2 separate regions of the Homo sapiens genome follow, and region 1 is linked to region 2. A link is a loop called in an ENCODE intact Hi-C map of the cell type or tissue named here. Cell type or tissue: PC-9. All regions are shown on one strand. Links, peaks and the distances in the headings refer to the core of each region. The heading gives the core; the rest is flanking DNA. Region 1 overlaps TMEM51 (transmembrane protein 51). Region 2 overlaps EFHD2 (EF-hand domain family member D2).

What was found. A loop is a pair of places that touch in the nucleus more often than their neighbours do. Peaks named below come from ENCODE experiments on the same cell type or tissue, not always from the same donor. Only the 100,000 strongest peaks of a DNase experiment are listed, where the experiment ranks them.
Region 1: it touches region 2 in a loop (5-fold over the local background); 2 of 110 quality-filtered maps call a loop at or near these places.

Annotation. Positions count from the first base shown.
Region 1 is chr1:15,206,696-15,221,544 of GRCh38, reverse strand. TMEM51 (transmembrane protein 51) reads right to left here. Exons shown (of 4, transcript NM_001136218.2): 2 at 10,983-11,055; 3 at 6,114-6,650; 4 at 1,067-2,219. The coding sequence starts at 6,457. The coding sequence ends at 1,802. Among named protein-coding and RNA genes, the nearest start is that of FHAD1, 33 kb to the left of the region's middle. In PC-9, for the core only: no CTCF peak of the experiment used is centred there; a DNase peak (open chromatin) is centred at 2,874; H3K27ac peaks cover 1,739 bases.
Region 2 is chr1:15,422,331-15,427,330 of GRCh38, reverse strand. EFHD2 (EF-hand domain family member D2) reads right to left here. Exons shown (of 4, transcript NM_024329.6): 2 at 1,313-1,460; 3 at 47-181. Among named protein-coding and RNA genes, the nearest start is that of EFHD2-AS1, 12 kb to the right of the region's middle. RefSeq lists enhancers at 1-370, 371-1,271. In PC-9, for the core only: no CTCF peak of the experiment used is centred there; a DNase peak (open chromatin) is centred at 3,010; H3K27ac peaks cover 1,642 bases.

The DNA of each region.
Region 1 (14,849 bases), core at 1-5,000, 210 kb after region 2:
AGTAACAGGAAAGCAAGCCCAGCCCAGAGACATGAGACACAAAGAGCCATGGGTCGGCTCAGGAGTGGGCCGGGGAACGGACCAGGCCTCTGGGTGTCTGTCCCATGCCACAAAGCCAATCCCAACATCTCCCCTTTTAATAATGCATCGCATAAGGAAAGTGAAAGTTTCGAACTTTAGTCACTACTGCTAATCTTGAGATAAGAAGGTAACTCGGTGCCTGTCATCCCTTCCCTGTCCACCGGAGCTTGTTAGGAAAACATCTGGGCCTGGGAATTACTCTTCCAACCAGGTTGACACAGACTCCTCAGCAGGCTGGCTCCATGCCCACCAATAGCAGGAAGGCTTCCTTTGGACTTGGGTCTGTTTTCCCAGACACTCACTCCACGGTCAAGATCCTGACCCCAGAGGTCTCCATTCCCCTCCTATGTCCCCTCTTCAACAGCGTGCGATCCCCTGAGCATTTCTTATTCATTGCACTGCTTTTCTGAGCTGCATAGACTCACTTTCCCCCTCCAGGGGGACATGCTCACCCACCCCCTACACTTACATAGCCTGTCAGTTCTGGGGGCAGAGGACAGGCTGCACTGAGCTCCCTCCTGGGCCAGTTCTCAGCAGAGGGAGATAGGAAGGATGCCTAGACAGGTAGAAAGCTGCTGTTCAAACAACCAGAACTTTCTTTTGGGTGCATAGGTTGACAGAGACAACCTCTGAACTTGAGAAGTGCAAGTCTTCATTCAAAGTCTGGAAAAGCTCTTTACACTGAGCTGTATGGGGGGTGTGTAAGAACTCAGGCCTTGGAGCCAGGCAACCTGGGCTCAAACCCCAGCTCTACTGCTTACTAGCAGTGTGACACAGGGCACTTACATTAACCTAAAGCCTCTGTGAGCTGACAACAGAATGGCATTATTACCAGACTTGGGTCCAGACAAAATGGGGTGATGTGTGAAATGCTTAGCACAACACTGGGCATAAGTATTCAGTACATATTAGCTATTATTATTGCCATTTTCCCCTAAGAAAGTCAGTATTGGGAGAGCTGCTAAAGTAACTCAGCACCCAAATGTACTACATATAAAATATTTTATTACAAAAAGCTCCATTGCATGGCATTTCAAAAAGAACATTTCCTACAGTTTTCTTTCTTCTTCTTTTTTTTTTTTTTTTTGCTGTTACACAGAAGAGACTAGTTAAGTGTACCATTGAAGACTATTATGCATCACGTGCCTACGTTCATCAGGCCTTAAGCCCTCAAAGAACAACAGCATCAGGGGCTCTGCGAGAGCCGCCACCTGAGCCTCACCGCTTAGTTCATAAAACAGCCCTGTGTCCTTTCTACAAAGCCAGGTCGTGTTTTCTACCCACAGTTCAGGACTCCAGCGTAGACAGCAAACACAAAACTTGTTTCCTTTTTGAAACAAAACAGTCTTAGTAGAAGCAAAACAAACAACCACAATCTAAACCAGCCGCGAGGAACCCTTTCCTAGCTGGAAAGGAGAATGTGTCGCCAGCGATTCGGAGTGAAAAGGATGGGAAGATGCCTGTGCCACACCCTTGAATGTGGTCCACAGATTCACCAGCTCCAAGGCAGCATCTCTTTCCAAAGCACCTGCAGCAGGAGGCTGTGTGGGGCAACAAAGTCACTCCTGATACAGAGAATCCCCCCCCGCCCGCCGCCATCCAAATGGCTCCATGCACAGCTGGCCCCTCCGCTTCTCAACTGTGGCTCATGTGGCTTTGTTAGAGTCTTGGGGGTGAAAGGTGTGAGAGACAGGAGGGAGCGTGGCTCAAGTGGGGCCATTCAGTCGGGCGGCCGGGTGTCGGGGGCCTTCTCCTGGACTTCATCATACTGCGGTGGAGGAGTCAAAGGCTCTATCGAGGGAGGAGGGACGTTTTTGTCTGGGAGGTTGATCCTAAAGTCTTTGAGGTGAAGCTTTTCAGATTTAATCCTTCGAACTTTCAGCGGTTTCAGTCGTTTGGCCAACTTAGAGTTCTGCCTGTCAGGGGGGTTCCCAGGGCTGGCCTCCACGTCAGCCCTGGTGGATGTGGGGGTGGTCTCGTCGAGCCCCGTCAGTGACTCATAGGACGGGAGAGAGATGCTCAACCTCGGGTTCTGCTCCTCTCCCCTTGCTTCTGAGTAGTTTGTGTTCATCACTTCCTCGTAGCTGGGAACATAGTACCTTGAGGCAGCCTCCTCATCCTCCTCTTCTTCCTCCTGGCTGCAAGAAGACACACAGACAGGGAGAGTGTTAGCCTGTGCTCAAGTCATTCAAAATCCCAAAGGGATGGGCTCCAAAGAGTCCACACACAGCAGCCTTGTAAATAACAAATGGGTCTTAGAGGCAATAAAAGTGAATACTTCAAGTGTTTACTATGAGCTGGGCTCCCTTCTAAGTATTTTAGCAAATATGAACCAATTTCAGATTCCTGACAACACTATGAGTTAAGTACTAGTCATGCAGGACAGGACAGGTGAGTCCCCAAATTGGGGCTTAGCCTGGGAGGGTTCTTGGCTTCATCAAGGAAGGAATTCAAGGGTGAGCCAGTGGTGTTAGACCACAATTCTTTATTGAAGGGCACTGCTTCTTGTGGAGCAGGGCTAACTCATAGGCAGTACACCCTGAGTTGGCCACATAGGGGCTCTTGGAAATTGTATTTATACCCACTTTTAGTCACATGCAAATTAAGGGGTGGGTTAATGCAAATTGAGGGGCAAGCTATTTAAGACTTCCTAGGAAAGGTAACTTCTGGGTCGTTACCATGGAAAGGGATGGTAACTGCCAGGTCGTTGTCATGGCAATTGTAAACTGTCATGGCACTGGTGAGAGTGTCCCATGCTGATGAGCAATGAGGGCAGCCAGGGATCACCCTCGTTCCCGTTTGCTGGCTTTGGCTAGTGTTTTTTTAAACCTTATCTCATCTGGACCACATCCTGTTTTGGTCAGCAGGGTTATGATCAGAAAACAAGTCCTGCCTGTTTTCTATCTCACTATTATTATAATACCCAATTTATAGATGGACTGAGATACATCAAGATTAAATGACTTGGTCAGACCTTCAGGAAATGGGAGGGCAGGAAGTGAACACTGTACTCTCAACTACTCCACCATGTTATCTGGGTGTTAAACCTCCTTTGCCTTTAAGCCTTTCCCACTTAGCGACATGCTGCGTGAGCTATTCCAATGCTCAGCTGGGTCCTTTGGTCAAAGGCAACACAGAAATGTACAAAGTTGCTACCAACTTTCAGTAGAGAAAGAATATCTGAAATATAACATTTATGTGTGTCTCAAATTATTCTGTAATTTTATCTTCCAAGTTTATCCCAAGACTCAAAAAGATCAGGTCCTCTCAGCCTTATTCTCATTTGACTGTTGAAAGAGAAAACCAAAAAGTCAGGATATTTTCTACACATTTGTCAGAATTAACGCCAATAGCCACTTTCCAGGACTCTATACTTGAACCTGTGGGGTGATCATGGCCAACATCAGAAACCTCAAAGTCTGCCTTGGTTTTCCTCCCACCCTCCTTTAGGAATGAACTCAAATGTGCTCACAGCTAGGGTGGGGAATGATGAGTGATTGATATTTGTTCTTTTCTATATTTCTCAAGTTTTCTAGAATAAGCATGTGTGATGGTTAATTTTAGGTGTCAACCTGACTGGCCATGGTTGCCCATATTAAACACTGTGAGAGTGAGGGTGTTTCTGGAAGATACTAGCATTCAGCTCGGTGGGCTCTGTAAGGCAGATTCCCCTCCTCAGTGTGGTGGCACCATCCAACCCATGGAGGCCCTAGATAGACCCAAAGTCAGAGCAAGCAGGAATTTGACTCATTTCTCCCTGCCTCACTGCTTGAGCTGGGACATCTCATTTCATCTTCTCCTGCTCTCAGACTAGGATCTATACCCTCACCTCTCCTCGTTCTCAATCAGGCCTTCAAACTCAGAATGAATTATACCCCTTGCTTTCCTGGGTCTGCAGCTTACAGATGGCAAATTGTGGGACTTTTTGGCTTCCATGATCCCAGGAACTAATTCCTCATAATAAATCTCCATTTAAAAAAATATATATCCCCCTGGTTCTGTGTCTCTGGAGAACCCTGACCAATACAGCATATATTATTCTTTGCTATCAGAAAATGAGTTTAATTTGGAAATTGTATTTGTACCCACTTACACCCACTTTCAATTATGTGCAAAAGTAAGAAGTGGGTTAATGTAAATTGAAGGGCAAGCTATTTAGAACATTCTAGGAAAGGGATGGTAACTTCCAGGTCATTACCATGGAAAGGGGTGGTAACTGGTAACATTGGAGGGCAGAAATCCCTTCAATATAATGAGATTTTTTTTTCTTCTGGTGTGTACCCACAAGTGGCATTGCTGAATCATTTGGCAGCTCAATTTTGAGTTTTTTGAAGAAACTCTAAACTTCTCCACAGTGGTTGCACTAATTTACATTCCCACCATTAGTGTACCAAGGGTTCCCTTTAATCCATATTACATTAAGAACAATTCCCTTCCCACTATAAAGATAAGAAATGCTTGTAGAAAATTCAAACAACACAGAAACATCTAATGAAGAAAAGAAAAACATCCCGAATCCTTCTACCTGGAGACAAACCACTGTAACATTCTGGTGTATACCTTTCCTACCCCTCTCCAATCCCACAGCCACAACATTTGATGGGACCATAACCTGACCAAAGATGCTGTATTATATCCCCCTTTTCTCATTGTTGTGGATATGGTCCCACATTAACAAATATAGATCAACAGTTGCTGCATAGAACTCCATTGAATAGGTACGTCATTTAACTCAGTAGGTGGTTTTTTAGGTTGTTTCTAAGTTTTTGTTATCCTAAACAATGATCTGATAAATATACTGGTACAAACTCCTTTGCACCTGTGGGACTGTCTCCCAGGGATAAACTCTTATAAATAGGATCAATACGCACATCTTCAGTACTGCCCCTTATGGTGAAACTCTTAAGAAAGTTTCTATCAGTCAACATTTCATCAGCAATCCATCTTCCCTACAACTCTCCAACAGTAGGGGCTGTCTATCTTGATCAATATGATAGGCAAAAAAAAGAAAAGACATCTTTTTGCTTGCATTTCATGACTAATGAAGTTGAACATCTATTGGTTGAACATCTATGGAATATTCATAATCTTTGTCTGTTTCCTATTGGTATATTCATCTTACATATTCATTTCTAAGAGCTCTTTTTATAATAGGGATATCAACTATTATCATATCTTCCCCAATGTATCACTTATCTTTTAAATTTGTTGGTGGCATTTTTGCTCAAATGGAAAATTGCTTCCCAGCCATTTCAAATTAAAGCATACACACAGCATGCTGGGGTGAAGGGACAAGCAAATATGCTGGCCACCCCAGGCCCTGTTCAGTGACCCTGGGCGGGTCAAAATGCTGGTTCACTTAAGAGTAATGGCCTCCAGCTCCATCCAAGTTGCTGCAAAAGACAGTTTTTTGTTTTTGTATTTTTTTTTTTGAGACAGAGTCTCACTCTGTCACCCAGGCTGGAGTGCAGTGGCGGTATCTCAGCTCACTCACTGCAATCTCCACTCCCCTGGGTTCAAGCGATTCTCATGCCTCAGCCTCCCCAGTAGCTGGGACTACAGGCATGTGCCACCATGCCCAGCTAATTTTTGTATTCTTAGTAGAGACAGGGTTTCACCATGTTGGCCAGGCTGGTCTCAAACTCCTGACCTCAAGTGATCCACCTGCCTCGGCCTCCCAAAGTTCTGGAATTACAGGAGTGAGCCACTGCACCTGGCCCAAAAGACAGTATTTTGTTCCTTTTTATGGCTGAATAGTATTCCATGGTGTAAAAATCTATTGTAATAAAATTTTTAAAAAATCTTGGTTTACCTGTAATCCATTTGTACCATGCTATTTGGGAAGCTCTGGTAGAAAAGTCTAAAGTTATTTGTAAAATGATAAACCGTTTTGACAGAGGCGTCATGGGCGAACATGGGACAATAAAGCCTGTAGATGACAGTCTTTTCACCACGGAAAGGTGTGAACATGTGTGTGCATGCGTGCGTGCCCATCCCCGATCCGGGGAGGGAAGGGGACAGTCAGGCCTCACCTGTCTTCCTCCTGGGCGTGAGGCCCAGCGCCTGTCGGGTGCTGGACATGGGCCAGGTCCTCGCCCTGCCGCTGCTTCCTCTTATCCCTGATACTCAGGCAGATAGAAAGCAGCAGCAGCATCACCCCGGCCCCGACCAGCACGTAGGCCACAGAGAAGGTCTTGCTCTTGAGGATGCCGCCACCCACCTCGGTCTTGTTGCTGCCCTGAGCTGTTGGCTTCTCGGCCGCGCTGAAGCCGGGTACCAGGTTCCACATGGCCATGATCACCCCAAGGACCAGCATCCCCAGGCCGATGGCGGTCAGCGCATAGTGCGAGCCATTGGCCTTGGACTGGGCCATCATGTCAGTGGGAGGAGGGCGAGGCCCAGTTCCAAGAAAGAAAATAAATGTATACAAGGCAGCAGTCACAACAAAAACCCCTTAAATGCGCTCCACAAAATCTCTCGCCCCACACTAGAAAATATCAGCTGAACTCCTGCGGGATGGTTCCGAGCAATCGCGAGGCCTCCCGTGCGGATGGCTGCGGTGGAAGGGCCTGGAAGGAAAGCAGAAAGAGCAGAGAGGACGATCAGTTCCGATTCCAGACGCTTTGTGAATGTGGCGGCTCTGCTCTTGAAGGAGTTAGGCAGCAGCACCGAGCACGCCGGCTCTGGCTGGGCCTCGCCTTTGATGCATTCCAGATGTCTTACGTGCTCAGGCTCCTTGTGCGAGGCTGCGAGAAGGGAGGCCGGTCTGCCCAGCCCGCTACTCCCTGAAAAGGAAAAGCCAGACCTTTCCCTGCTGGAGGCCAGAAAGGTCGGAGCTCAGGTCATTAAAACATTGTGTGGAATTTAATGAAGTGCAGTAAAATCGTAGCTCTTGCTGGAGGCTGCTGGGAGAGTGAGCGATGGGATGAATGGTCCACAATCGATGGTTGTAACAGACTCACCTGGGGGACAGGGCCTCAGCCAATGGTATGACCAGGCCAAACAGCCTACTGTCATCTGTTCCCCACCCTCAATGGCTCCCTACTTCCTGCAGGAGAAAATCCAGCTTCTTAGAATGATGCTGCTCATGGTGGCCTTAGCCTGGCTCCTGCCTCTCCTACTGCATGTCTCAGCCTGCCTTTCTTTGCACTACCCACCCCCAACCACCCTCCAGAACATTTCTCTGGTCACCCATAGCTCAGATGCCCCTTTCATGTGCTCCCCAAATCCTCCAGCAACCACCGTGGTGAGTCTCTCTCTTCCCATGACCACATTGTCATCATCTCTAAGCCTGGCACACAGCAGGGACTCAAAAAATGTTTGCAGAGTTCATGCCTGTAATCCCAGCACTTGGGGAGGCCGAGGTGGATGGATCACGAGGTCAAGAGATCAAGACCATCCTGGCCAACATGGTAAAACCCCGTCTCTACTAAAAATACAAAAAAAAAAAAAAAAAAGGCTGGGTGCTGTGGCACGTGCCAGTAATCCCAACTATTTGGGAGGCTGAGGCAGGAGAATTGCTTGAACCTGGGAGATGGAGGTTGCAGTGAGCCGAGATTGTGCCACTGCACTCCAGCCTGGGTGACAGAGCAAGACTCTGTCTCGAAAAAAAAAAGTTTGCAGAGTCAATGTTGGATGAAATGAATGCAGGCCACATGAAGTCACCCAGCAAGACAAGCTTCTCTGAAACCACATCGAGTTCTCCCTTTGTTAAAAGGGACACAGGCCTGCACATTCTTCCTCTCCGCTCCTGTGCCCAGCTGGACAAAATAAACCTTCTTTCCACAAAGCAGCCCAGAGACCCTGCGCTAAAGGGAGCAGCCAGCGGTCCTGGGATTCCACAGCATTTGTTGGTTGAGAGCGAGCCAGAGAAGCAGTCACTCAAGGCTTTAGTTTAGAACATTCTCAAGGACTGAGGAGGAGGAGCAAGCAATGCCCCTTGCTAAACCTCTCCCCCATACATTATTCCTGTGACAGGAACTTTTGCAAAACAGTAAAATTTACAAGATGTTTAGCTGGGCAAGGACCTGTTTTCAATTCTGCATTTTTTCCAGTCTCTCCGAAAGGATGACTGACCAGGCTGCTTGAAATCTGATGCTGCGAAGATATTTTCTTGTGAAACCATGAGTTTATCTGAAATTGGCCACTTTGTTAAAAGAGACTCTAAAAATATTTGGAACAACATCCTTTATCAGCTTTAAGTCTGTTCCTTCTTTTTTTCACCCAACAAATATTTCTTGTGCATCTCACTACCTCCTAAGTAGCGAGTTAGGCACTGGAGAAACAGCAGTGAGCAAGTTAAGGATTAGCAGAGCTTCTAGGCCAGCAGGAAAATGATCTATAGGGAATACCAATAAAGTAAGAAGGAAGTACAGGAACTGTGGGATTAGACAGCAGGGTGTCCTAGCTCAGGGCTGTGGGACATACAGAAAGTCTATGTGGGAGAGGATTCCCACTGGCCTAATTGGGCCTGAACCCTGAATGCACAGCACTGTGTATGTGCACGTGCGTGAACGCACTGGCTCTGCTCTTGAAGGAGTTAAGAAGAAGCACCAAGGCACACTGGGGCATGAACACGTGTGCATATATGTTTATGCACACATGAGCACATGTGCATGCGTGCGAGCACCTATGTACATATGCATGCATATGTATGGAATATGAACAGGTAGGATGGGCATGTGTGTGGCGTGCAGGGCGCTGAACAGGGATCCCACTGCAGACAGCTGCGGTAGGACCAGATGGGACCGTACACAAGGATATTTATTTCTTACAGTATCACTCATGGCTGGCAAAAGGAAGGATGGGGGCTCTGGCAGCCTTAGGAATGCACCGGTTCTACCAAATGGATCTGGGACAAGGTCAGACTCGGAGGGTGGAGAAGTACACAGCCAGGGGGTTGTGCTGGAAGCAGGAGTGATGAAAATACCACGTTCTGAGCACATGCTAAGTGCCTGACAGGCAGGCCTTGTACGTGGGACGCTGAGAGTGTGGTTAGCAGACTAGTGATTTGAGCCGCTTTAACCCCCTCACTGCCTGCCCTCATTCGTTCTCCATTCCAGCTTTGCCTTATGCTGCACGAGAGAAAGACAGGCTCCAGATGTGAATCATGGGCAGAGATTAAAATGTCGGGATTAATACATTCTTTTTGTCTGATAAACTGTCAATGATTAAAAACAGGTGATAATACTCAGTGTGGGGAAAGGTATTGGGATGGCAATTTCATGGCATTTTTTTAGATGGCAAGTTTTGGCATTTATAGAACAAAAGTTTCAAAAATGTTTATACCCTTTGGCTCTATAATTCCAACTTCTAAGAATTATGTACAGAGATATCATCACAGCTTTATAGTGGTGAGAAGCTAGAAATTACTTCAATAGCCAATAATCCAGATCAGGGTAATAAATTATGGTTCACGCACTTAAGGAAATTATGGTCTCAAAGCAGCTAATGTATTTTTAAATCAAACAACAAGATTGAAACAACAGTGTGTTCAGCGTGATTCTAATTTTTAAAAAATTCTCCATACACAGATGAATATATGGGAAAAAGCCTGGATGATTGTACTTACATTGAAATGAAAGAGACAGTGTATTTTTATATATACACACGTATGTAAAAATCCCGGGGGGGGGGGGGGGGTCACCTTTCAGACTTGTACCATGATTGCTTCTGGGGACGAAGGAAACTCGGAAAGTGTACCCTTTACTTTCTATTTCTCTCTTTTGAATTTTCACAATCTGATTGTATTGCTGCAAGGTAGCATAGCTGAGTGGTTAAGAGTGAGCTTGGGACCCAGGCTTCCTGGGCTCACATCCTCACTCTATTCCTTCACAGCTGTGTGACCTCGGGCAAGTTACTTAACCTCTCTGTGCTTCAGTCTCCACAGCTGTAAAAGGGAGACAAAAACTCTCTAGTACCTACCTCATAGGGGAGTTATGATAAATAAATAATATACATAAAGCACCAAGAACAGTATGTGACCAGCACAACAGTAAGTTCTTAAACAGACAAAAAAAATTGTTATTTAATGTTAATTAGAGCTTGTATTCTCAATGGGGTAAGATCACCCACAAGGAGCAAAAATTGTTTCTTGGGGACAGGGTGAAAAAAATCTTGGATATTATAATGGTTTGTGGCCCTCCACAGGGCCACAGAATATAAATAGATACACAGGGCATCCTTGGCATTAAATTTTCAAGTATTCCAAAAAGAATGTCTAAAAAGACTTCTCAGGGAGGGCAAGGTGGCGGAAAAGGTTGAGAAACACTGTTGAATGTATCATACTAAGTTTCACAACACTCGGATTATATATTATGATATTTATAGTTATTTTCTGTGTGTGATGGGATTCACCATGATTTTCATTTTCTTTTTCTTACTGGGAGAATAAGAATTAGAAAACAGAAATATCTATGTGTTGCTTTCATAAAATAGTTTTGGTTTTTTGGGTTCATGGCAGGGTTATGTGTGCAACGGTGGCGTAGATTTGTTCTTCAAGTTCAGCCCTCTCTTTGGGGACTGTGATCTTGATGGGTCTATGGGGTCTGTAGAAACCCAGCTCCCAGCGGGGCATCTGGTCAGCTGTTTGTCCTGTTCTTGGCTTGTTGACCCTGGACAGCACCCGAGCTATATTTAGCATGGTGTTCTTTTCCTTTTAAAAATATGGAAAGAAGCTAATTTTATGCTTAGAGGATTTGGACCACACGGCTTCCAATATGTCCCTAAAACACAGTAGGCTTGGTGGGCAGTCTGGGGTCCTGGCTTGGCCAAACTCAACCTCTAGACCCTGGGGTTGGCCCCATCACTGCTCATGTCTGAGGAGGCCCTAAGGGAGGTATGAATGATTCTATATCTGAGTTTTTAAAGAAAAATTATTAACCAGTTAGAGAGGTATCTACCTGTTGTTATTTGAGGAGACTCAGGGCAGGCCAGAAGGCAACTCTTCATGCTAGTCTTGAGTTAAAGATCCACCTATAAAAAAACCACAGAGATGCAGCTTTCTAAGCAAGCTGTGAGCATTGCAATTGGAGTTACATGTTGGGGAGCCATGTGTTTTCTTTGTTTTTTAGGGGGAAAAGGGCAAGGGTTAGGGTAGGTATCTATGCAAGACAAGTGGTACCAGAAGAAGCCAGAATTCTGTACAAAAAAATATGAGTTGCAGAAGGATGACAACATGGTAGCTAACATTTATCAAACTCTTTCATGGTATTATCCATCTTAGACATGTGCTCCAGAGAATATCAGAGGAAATACTCTCAGGTCATCTTATAAGGAATGTATATACCTTGACACCAAAACTAGAAAAGAACAAGGCAGGAGAGGAAAATGACAGGCCAGTCTGACCCACCAGCCTAAACAAAAATCGGCAAATGGAATCCATGCTTCCCTCCTTCCCTCCCCGTCTCCCTCCCTTCCTCCCTTCCTTCCTTCCTTCCTGAGTCTTACTTTTTTGCCCAGGCTGGAATGCAGTGGTGTGATCTCAGCTCACTGCAACCTCCGCCTCCTGGGTTCATACAATTCTCCTGCCTTAGCTTCCCAAGTAGCTGGGACTACAGGCGCACACCCCCACACCTGGCTAATTTTTGTATTTTTAGTAGAGACGGGGTTTCACCATGTTGGCCATGCTGGTCCGAACTCCTGACCTCAGGAGATCCTCTTGCCTTGGCCTCCCAAAGTGCTGGGATTACAGAAGGGAGCACCCAGCCCAACCATATTTTTTAAAAAGATAACACATCATAATCAAGTTGGGTTTATCCCAAGAATGCAGGGTTTGGTTCAACATTAGAAATTGGTCCCAGGAGAAAGGATAAACCACAACGTGTCACTCTGTGGAGTATTACGTACGCAGCAGTGAAGGTGAGTAAACTGCAGCTGTGTGCACCAGTGAGGATGATCCTGACAAACATAATGTTGAACAGAAAAGCAAACTGCAGAAGAATACACACTGCAGAAATCCACTTAAATGAAGTTCAAAACCAAACAATATGTTGCTCTATTTTTGTAATATTAGGAAGAAACGCAAAGACTATAAACTAAAATTCAGGACAAATTCAGGCTACCTTCTGGCCAGGCACAGTAGCTCACACCTGTAATGCCAGCACTTTGGGAGGCCAAGGTGGGAGGATCGCTTGAGCTCAGGAGTTCGAGACTAGCCTGGGCACTATAGTGAGACCATGTCTCTACAATAATAATAATAGTAATAATAATAATAATAATAATAATAATGAGCCCAGTGTGTGGCTCACACCTGTAGTCCCAGCTACTTGGGAGGTTGAGGTGGGAGGATCTGCTTGAGCCTAGGAGGTAAAGCCTGTAGTGAGCCTTGAGCACGCCACTGCACTATAGCCTGGGTGACAGAATGAGACCCTGTCTCAACAAACATAGAAACAAACAAACACACACACACACTACCTCCTGGAGAAATGAAGAGTGAAGAATAGTACTGGGGAGGCGAACAGTGAAGGGTACATGAGCGTTTTATTATACTATTCATTACAATTCACATATATCTTATATATACTCTTTTGAATGACTGAAATAGTTTGTAACAAGAATGTCCAAAAGCCCATCAATGTGTTTTTATTACTTTTAGCATAAAATCCAAACTCCTTGGCCATGACCCTCAAGCCCCACCAGCCTGGACGAGGCTCCTGTCTTGCTGTCACAGCTCATATCTCCTGCTCACCAGCCCTCAGTGGTTTCCTTTCTGCTCCTCATTGGCACCAACTACTTCCTACCACAGGGCCTTGGAACTTGCTATACCTACTGCTTGAAAACACCCTTCCACCTGTCTCTTTTGTCTGGCTACTTATTTATTTATTTCTGTATTTAAAATTTTTTAAAAAATTATTTTAGAGACAGCATATTTCTTTGTCACCCATAGCTCACTGCAGCCTCGAACTCCTGGGCTCAAGTGATCCTCCCGCCTCAGCCTCCCAAGTACCTGGGATTACAGGTGCACACCATCACACCCAGCTAATGTTTTAATTTTTAATCTTTTTGTAGAGATGGAATCTTGCTGTGTTGCCCAGGCTGGTCTTGAACTCCTGGCCTCAAGCGATCCTCCTGCTTCGGCCTTACCAAAGTGCTGGGATTGCAGGCATGAGCCACCATGCCTGGCTATCTTACTACTTTTTAGTAGAGACCTCTGTCTCTCAGCTTAAATGCCACCTCCTCAGTGAGCACCTCTCTGACCATCCAGTGGAAATGCCTCCTCTCTCACACAGCTACACTTGGGTCCCCTGCTGAGTTCCTTGCCTTTCCTTCCCATGGGTGATGATAACACTTTGCAGTCAGTAGTAATCTCATTTTGCTTTCTTGTTGGCTCCCTGTCTCCCTCACTGGAGTATGAACTCTCTGAAACACGGTTCTTGTCTGTCTTGTCCACTGCCTGCTCCAGGCCCCAGCACCGCATGCCAGGAACTTAACAGGTACTTAGTAGATATTTATAGAACAAACAAATGAATACCTGGCAAGTTTAAAAGTTGAACCAATGTCTCATATCAATGAGGGGAAATTCCCAGTCCAAGCCTGAAGGGGAGAGGATTAATAAAAGCTAACTTGCAGGAAGATCCAGATACCCAAATCTTGTATCCGTATGCAAATAATTTGCCGGCAACATGAGGAAAATATGCAGAATAAATGTGATTTCCGTTGTGACCTGAGAAAGTGACTGTATCAGTATTCCCTGGTGGGGCTGGAGGTTTCAGCGGTTGCCTGGCCTTTGCAGGTGGAAGTCAGCAGGGAACATGGAAGCCTTTAGCCTCACCGCTCCACGCTGGGCAGAGGCTCTTTCCACTCGTGTGCACACCCCTGGCCAACCAGAGCCGGCAGGGAGGGGCTGTGCAGTGGGTGTGGAGGAGTCGGGGCCAGGGAGGTAGACCCAGCTCCAGACATCAGAGTGGCTGAGACCTGAGTGGGGCCATCACAGCCAGGCACATCTGGATTGAGTCTCCATGAACTTGAACGTGAAGACAACGACTGAAATAAGATGGGACGATGGAAAGCAGCGCTGCCCCGGCTGAAACGGGGTAAAGGGCCCAAGCATTGATGGCTGGGCCTTCCGCTGCCTCTTCTCGCTGAATTGCAGAAACTCTCCAGGACACAGTTTAGAAACTGGGAATCGGATGTAGACCCTCACGTGACCACTGAGTTCTGTGCTGTGGCCCCGGAAGGTGCAGTTGCAGAAGCGCCCAGCCCAGCTGGCTTTAGTGGGAGGAGGTCTTGCCAGTCGGAGGCGGCTGGCGGTGCTACCAACCCCCATGACAGAGGGGCTCCTTGAGCATTCTCCCTGCACCGACCTCTTCCTGCCAAGCTGCATAATTGGGAAAGGGATCCCCGGTTCCACCGGGCTGTGCCACATTCACATCACAAAGGAGGAATTCAGTGGGGCTCTCTCTGCCAAGTTTCAGCCCACAATCACTTTTGTCACAATTTCCAGTCCCATGCAGTGGGGGTAGGAAAAAAGGTGCTGAGCCCCTGCTCCTGTCCTGCCTGGGAGGGAGTTTCAGGCTACCTCCCCACGGACCAAGGTCAAAGGGTGTCAGGTTCCTGTTTCAACAGAGCACCAGGGATCTTTTAGACTGTGCACTAGGGAAAAACAAAAAGCAATGTGCAAATGAGGCATAGAGGCAGGGGAGCTGGGAGGAGGGCTGCCCAGCTGGAGAGAGCTGATGGGAAAAAGAAGAAAGGATGTTAAGTAATACACAAGGCAGGGTAAGAAGAATAATGGTAACAAGAATAGCAGTCTCCGCAGCAGCTATCAT
Region 2 (5,000 bases), core at 1-5,000:
CCCCTTGTCCTGGAGCGTGGGTCAGGGCACCCCTTGGGCTCCTCACCTTGGCCTCAAAGAAGCTCTTGGCCCCCTTGACACCCTCACTGGAGACGTCGATCTCAGAGAGGCGGGCCAGCACGCACAGCCCGCTGTCCTCCTGAAGCTCCCCGGCCGCCGCCTTGCGGAAGATCAGGAGGAACTGCAGCGGGGAGGGAGGCGCGCGGTGTCAGGAAGGGAGGGAAGGAGGGGAGCCGGAGTCCCTGGCCGCACCCAGGCCCCAGCCTCAGGCCTCCCCTGCAGAGAAGGACTGGGGGGCAGTGAGCTGGGTCTCGCCCCTTGCTGCTCCCGTGAGCCCCTTCACTGGGCCTCTGCCCAACTGTACAATGGGAGGAGATATGACTCATCTGCCACCCAGGATGCTGGCCTACTGCAGCCCTGACCCGCCCACACCAGCTCCCGACGACACGGCCTCAGCCTACCTCTTACCTCTGTCTCCCGCTGTTGCCCAGTGAACCTACTCTGCGTTCCATGTATTGAGTCCTACAGGTGTCATGACAGAATGAGGGAGCCTCCATGACAGTAAAAGACACCCCAAGTCTCAGCGCCTGAACGTGTCAGAGGGATGGAACCCTGCTCTCGAACTCTAAGCTGTTACCCTGCACTGCCCACACCTCCCGCCCAGCCACTCGCACTCCCCCACCTGCCCCTGCCACCTCTCTCCTTCCCTGCATCCTTCATGCTTCCTGCCAGACCTCCTGGGCCCCAGTTGGGCCTCGAGTCCCCACACCTAACCCTGTGCTTCCTGGGGTCCATCCCTGTACTTCCTGGGGTCCAGTATCATCGCTGTCTGGCTTGGGCCTCCATTTCCTTCCCTGCGAAACCGGCTTGCCCCTAGCTCCTGTCTCGGAGTGAGATCCTGGGCGTGAAGTCACCCAGTGCCGTGGCCCTCTTCCTCTGCATCACAGCCCTGATTTCCTTCTGTGGTGTCTCCCCCTCTACACTTCCAGGAACCTTCGAGCACAGGGCCTTTCTCTACCCCAGAGCCTGCACAGGGTCAAGTATACAGAAATCGCTCAATATATGCTCCCTATGTGAAGGAAGGGCTGTCCCTCCCTCCTCTTCCTCCCCGAGAGGATCTCAGAACCCTCCCTGGTGCCTGCTGTAACAGGCCCTCTGAAGCCTCACTCAGCCAAGCAGCAGCTGCTCACAGCTGCTGTTCAATGGCAATGTCATTCATTCATTGACAAAGGGTGGGGGTTGGTCTCTCCCGGGCCACCAGGTCCTCAGGTGAAGCCCCTGGTAGGGGAGTGGGGCTGGGGGCCGGGCTTACCTCCCGGAAGCTCAGCTTGCTGTCAAAGTCCTCATCCACCTCCTTGATCATGTTTTTCAGGCCCAGGTGGGTCTGAGGGGCCCCAAGTTTCTCCATCATGAGTTTTAGCTCCATCAGGTCGATGAAGCCGTCCCGCCCGGCATCATACCTGCAGATGCAAAAAGAGAGGACATCTTGGCACTGGCTCAGTCAGAGAGGCCGCAGGCTTGAGTGCAAGGAGACTGGGGGATCAGAGGGCATCTCCTACCAACCATAAAATCCCGTCACTGTTGGAAGGGACCTCAGTCCAGGCAGAGGACCCATATGTGGCTCAGCTCCTGCTTGGTTACCTCTGATGACGGGGAACTCACCACAGGGCCTGGCAGCCTCCTGCATGTCGAATAGCGCTAACTTTTGGACAAGCCTGAGGCACAAGGAAGCTGAAATGACAGGCTCCGTGTGCTGAATGTGATGGCACAGACAGTGAGAAGGAATTCTCTGGGTTTTTTTTTTTTGAGATGGAGTCTCGCTCCGTTGCCCAGGCTCGAGTGCAGTGGCTCAATCTCGGCTCGCTGCAGCCTCCGCCTCCCGGGTTCAAGTGATTCTCCTGCCTCAGCCTCTTGAGTAGCTGGGACTACAGGCATGCACCACCACACCCAGCTAATTTTTGTGTTTTTAGTAGAGACAGTGTTTCACCATGCTGGCCAGGCTGGTCTTGAACTCCTGACCTCAAGTGATCCACCCACCTCGGCCTCCCAAAGTATGGGGATTACAGGCATGAGCCACCGTGCCTGGCCGAGAAGGAATTCTCAATACCACGGCAGGGTGGATCAGGCTCTGAGCTGAGCACTCACTCACCACCTCCATGACCAGCTGGCTTACTGGCATCTCCATGGGCACTTGGAGGACATCTCACCCCCACCCTAGATGGCAGAACCTTGCAGGCAAGGGCATGGTTTCTCAACCTCAGACCTTAAACAATCTGGACAGAACAAATCCTTGCCGTAGGGGCTGTCCTGTGCATTGTGGGATGTTTATAGTAGCATCCCTCCTGAGTTGTGACAGCTAAAAATGTCTCCCAGACATTGTCGAATGTCCCCAGCAGGATAAAAGCATTCTCCGCTGAGAAGCACTGGAATAGGGGATGTGACGTGGGTGTGGAAGGCGGCCTCTTTCCATGTGATAAATGACTCTTCTTACTCAGCACCCTCTGTACTGGGGGGTCTATTTCATGCCCCCCAGCTTGCCCTAGGTACTGGGAAGGAGGTTAAAAAGCACACAGTAGGTGCTCAAAAATGTGTAATGAAGAAATAAGACGTGAATAAATGAAGGGGTATCTAAGGCAGGGCCTCTGCCTTTGTCGAGGGCACAGAGCAGGACGGGGGCAGGAGGCAGGGCCAGGTGGCAGGAGGCAGCCTGGGTGTGTTCAGGGACGTGTGGTGCAGTGCCTGCAGGGAGTGGCGGAGATTGGCGGGGTGGTGGGGAAGCCGGGAACAAGCATCGGGCGATAGAGATGCCTCCCCTCTGCCCTGCACTCTCAGGTTCTCTTTTTTTCTACCACTAACAACCTGGCAGAGACAGGGGTGGGGTTGGGGGCAAGTCCCTCTTGACTGGCTTCTGTGTAGTAAGAGTCTAGGTGGCCTTTCTGCCTGTTGCCTGGCTGGGAAGGCACCACTGGTTCCTGGAGCACACAGCCTGGTGAAAGAGGGCGAGGCGCTGTTTGCCCAGCTGGGCTCTCTTATCAACCAAACACCTGCCCTACTGGTCTCTGGGAACAGCGTAGGAGGAAGACAAGATGGGGGCTGGGGAGAGTGATCCCAGAGTTGGTAACATGGGTTTTTCTTTTTTTTTTTTTTCTTTTTGAGACGGGGTGTTGCTCTGTTACCCAGGCGCGATCACAGCTTACTGCAGCCTCTACCTCCTGGGCTCAAGCGATCCTCCCGCCTCAGCCTCCCAAGTAGCTGGGACTGCAGGTGCATGCCACCATGACTGGCCAAGTTTTGTATTTTTTTTGTAGAGACGGGGTGTCAATATGTTGCCCAGGCTGGTCTCAAACTCCTGGGCTCAAGCAATCCTCCTACATCAGCCTCCCAGAGTGCTGGAATTACAGGCGTGCACCACTTTGCCCAGCCAAAATGGGTTTTTCTGCACCTAAAGAAGGCTTGTGCAGTCCCCCAGGCCTTGAACTGGCTGGGTGACAGTGCTGGTGACAGCAGCGCAACACAGGTGGATGTGTTCCAGAACCCTATGTCCCGGGCGCTTGAGCTTCTGCATGAATATGTCTCATTTCTGCACCTTCTTACGGGCTCCCCAGCTCCTTTCGCCTTCTCTAGTTAGGTGTACTTTGAACACCTAATAGCAACCATGTACTGAGATCTGTCTTTATGCTGGGAACTGCTTACTTTACTTAATTTTCCTAATAACCTTATTTTATGACCAAGGCTCAGAGAGGTTAAGTGACCCACCCACAGTCACACAGCAGTAAGGAAGGAGCTGGGCTTCCAGACTTGATCTGCTGGGCTCATAAACTTGCACATTTGCTCTGTACCCAGCCCCTCCCCAACGTGTCCTGGGGCTGCTGCAGAACACAGACGGCTGCCTGGAGCACAAGGGGAGCATTTGTGCGAGGGGTATAAATAGTTCACGAGCCAGTGAGTCAGTGGTTGAAAGTGACACAGCAAAGATGGGTCTTGGGAGCCCTGGAGGGAACACAGGGTCCTGCGGCTTCTGCCCCACTGATGGATGAGGGTTGGGGTGGAGGTGGATGGGCCAGCAGCCCCTGTGGGCAGTGGCCACCTCTGTGACAGTAGAAGGTGTGGGACTCAGAGGGTCAGGCAGGCCAAAGCTGCTGTGGTCCAGCCTCCACCTGGAGCTGGAGGGGTTCTGGGGGGCACAGCGGAGGCGCCTCCTGCCATCTCTGGTCCCTGTTTGCTGCCTGGTAGAGGGCTGGGCGGGCGCCACATGACCGTGGGGCTGTGCAGGAGCACCTGGTGAGGGACTCAGTCTTTCCTGAGCCAAGTCACGAGGACTCCCCTCCTCAGTGCCCCCCAGGAAAGCAAAGCCCTGCCGCTTTCTGACCCTGGGCTCCCAAGGTCAGCGATGACAGTCAGGCTCTGAAGCCAAATTGCCTGGGCTCCTCAGCCACAAAATGCAGCATCTCTTTTTATTTTTATTTTTTTGAGACGGAGTCTCGCTCTGTCGCCCAGGCTGGAGTGCAGTGGCGCAATCTTGGCTCACTGCAAGCTCTGCCTCCTGGGTTCACTCCATTCTCCTGCCTCAGCCTCCTGAGTAGCTGCGACTACAGGTGCCCGCCACCACGCTCGGCTAATTTTTTGTATTTTTAGTAGAGATGGGGTTTCACCGTGTTAGCCAGGATGGTTTCGATCTCCTGACCTCATGATCCGTCCGCCTCGGCCTCCCAAAGTGCTGAGATTACAGGTGTGAGCCACCGCACCTGGCCAAAATGCAGCATCTCTTAAGCTGGGGTGCATGTGCCCCCCAGGAGACATCTGGCAATGTCTAGAGGTGTTTTTGGTTGTCATACCTGGGGCGGCGGAGGTGGGGGGGATGCCAGTGGCATCTGGTGGGTGGAGGCCAGGGAAGCTCCTATAGCGCATAGGGTGGCCCCACCGCAAAGAATGACCTGGCCAGCTGGGCACGGTGGCTCACGCCTATAATCCCAGCGCTTTGGGAGGCTGAGGCAGGCAGA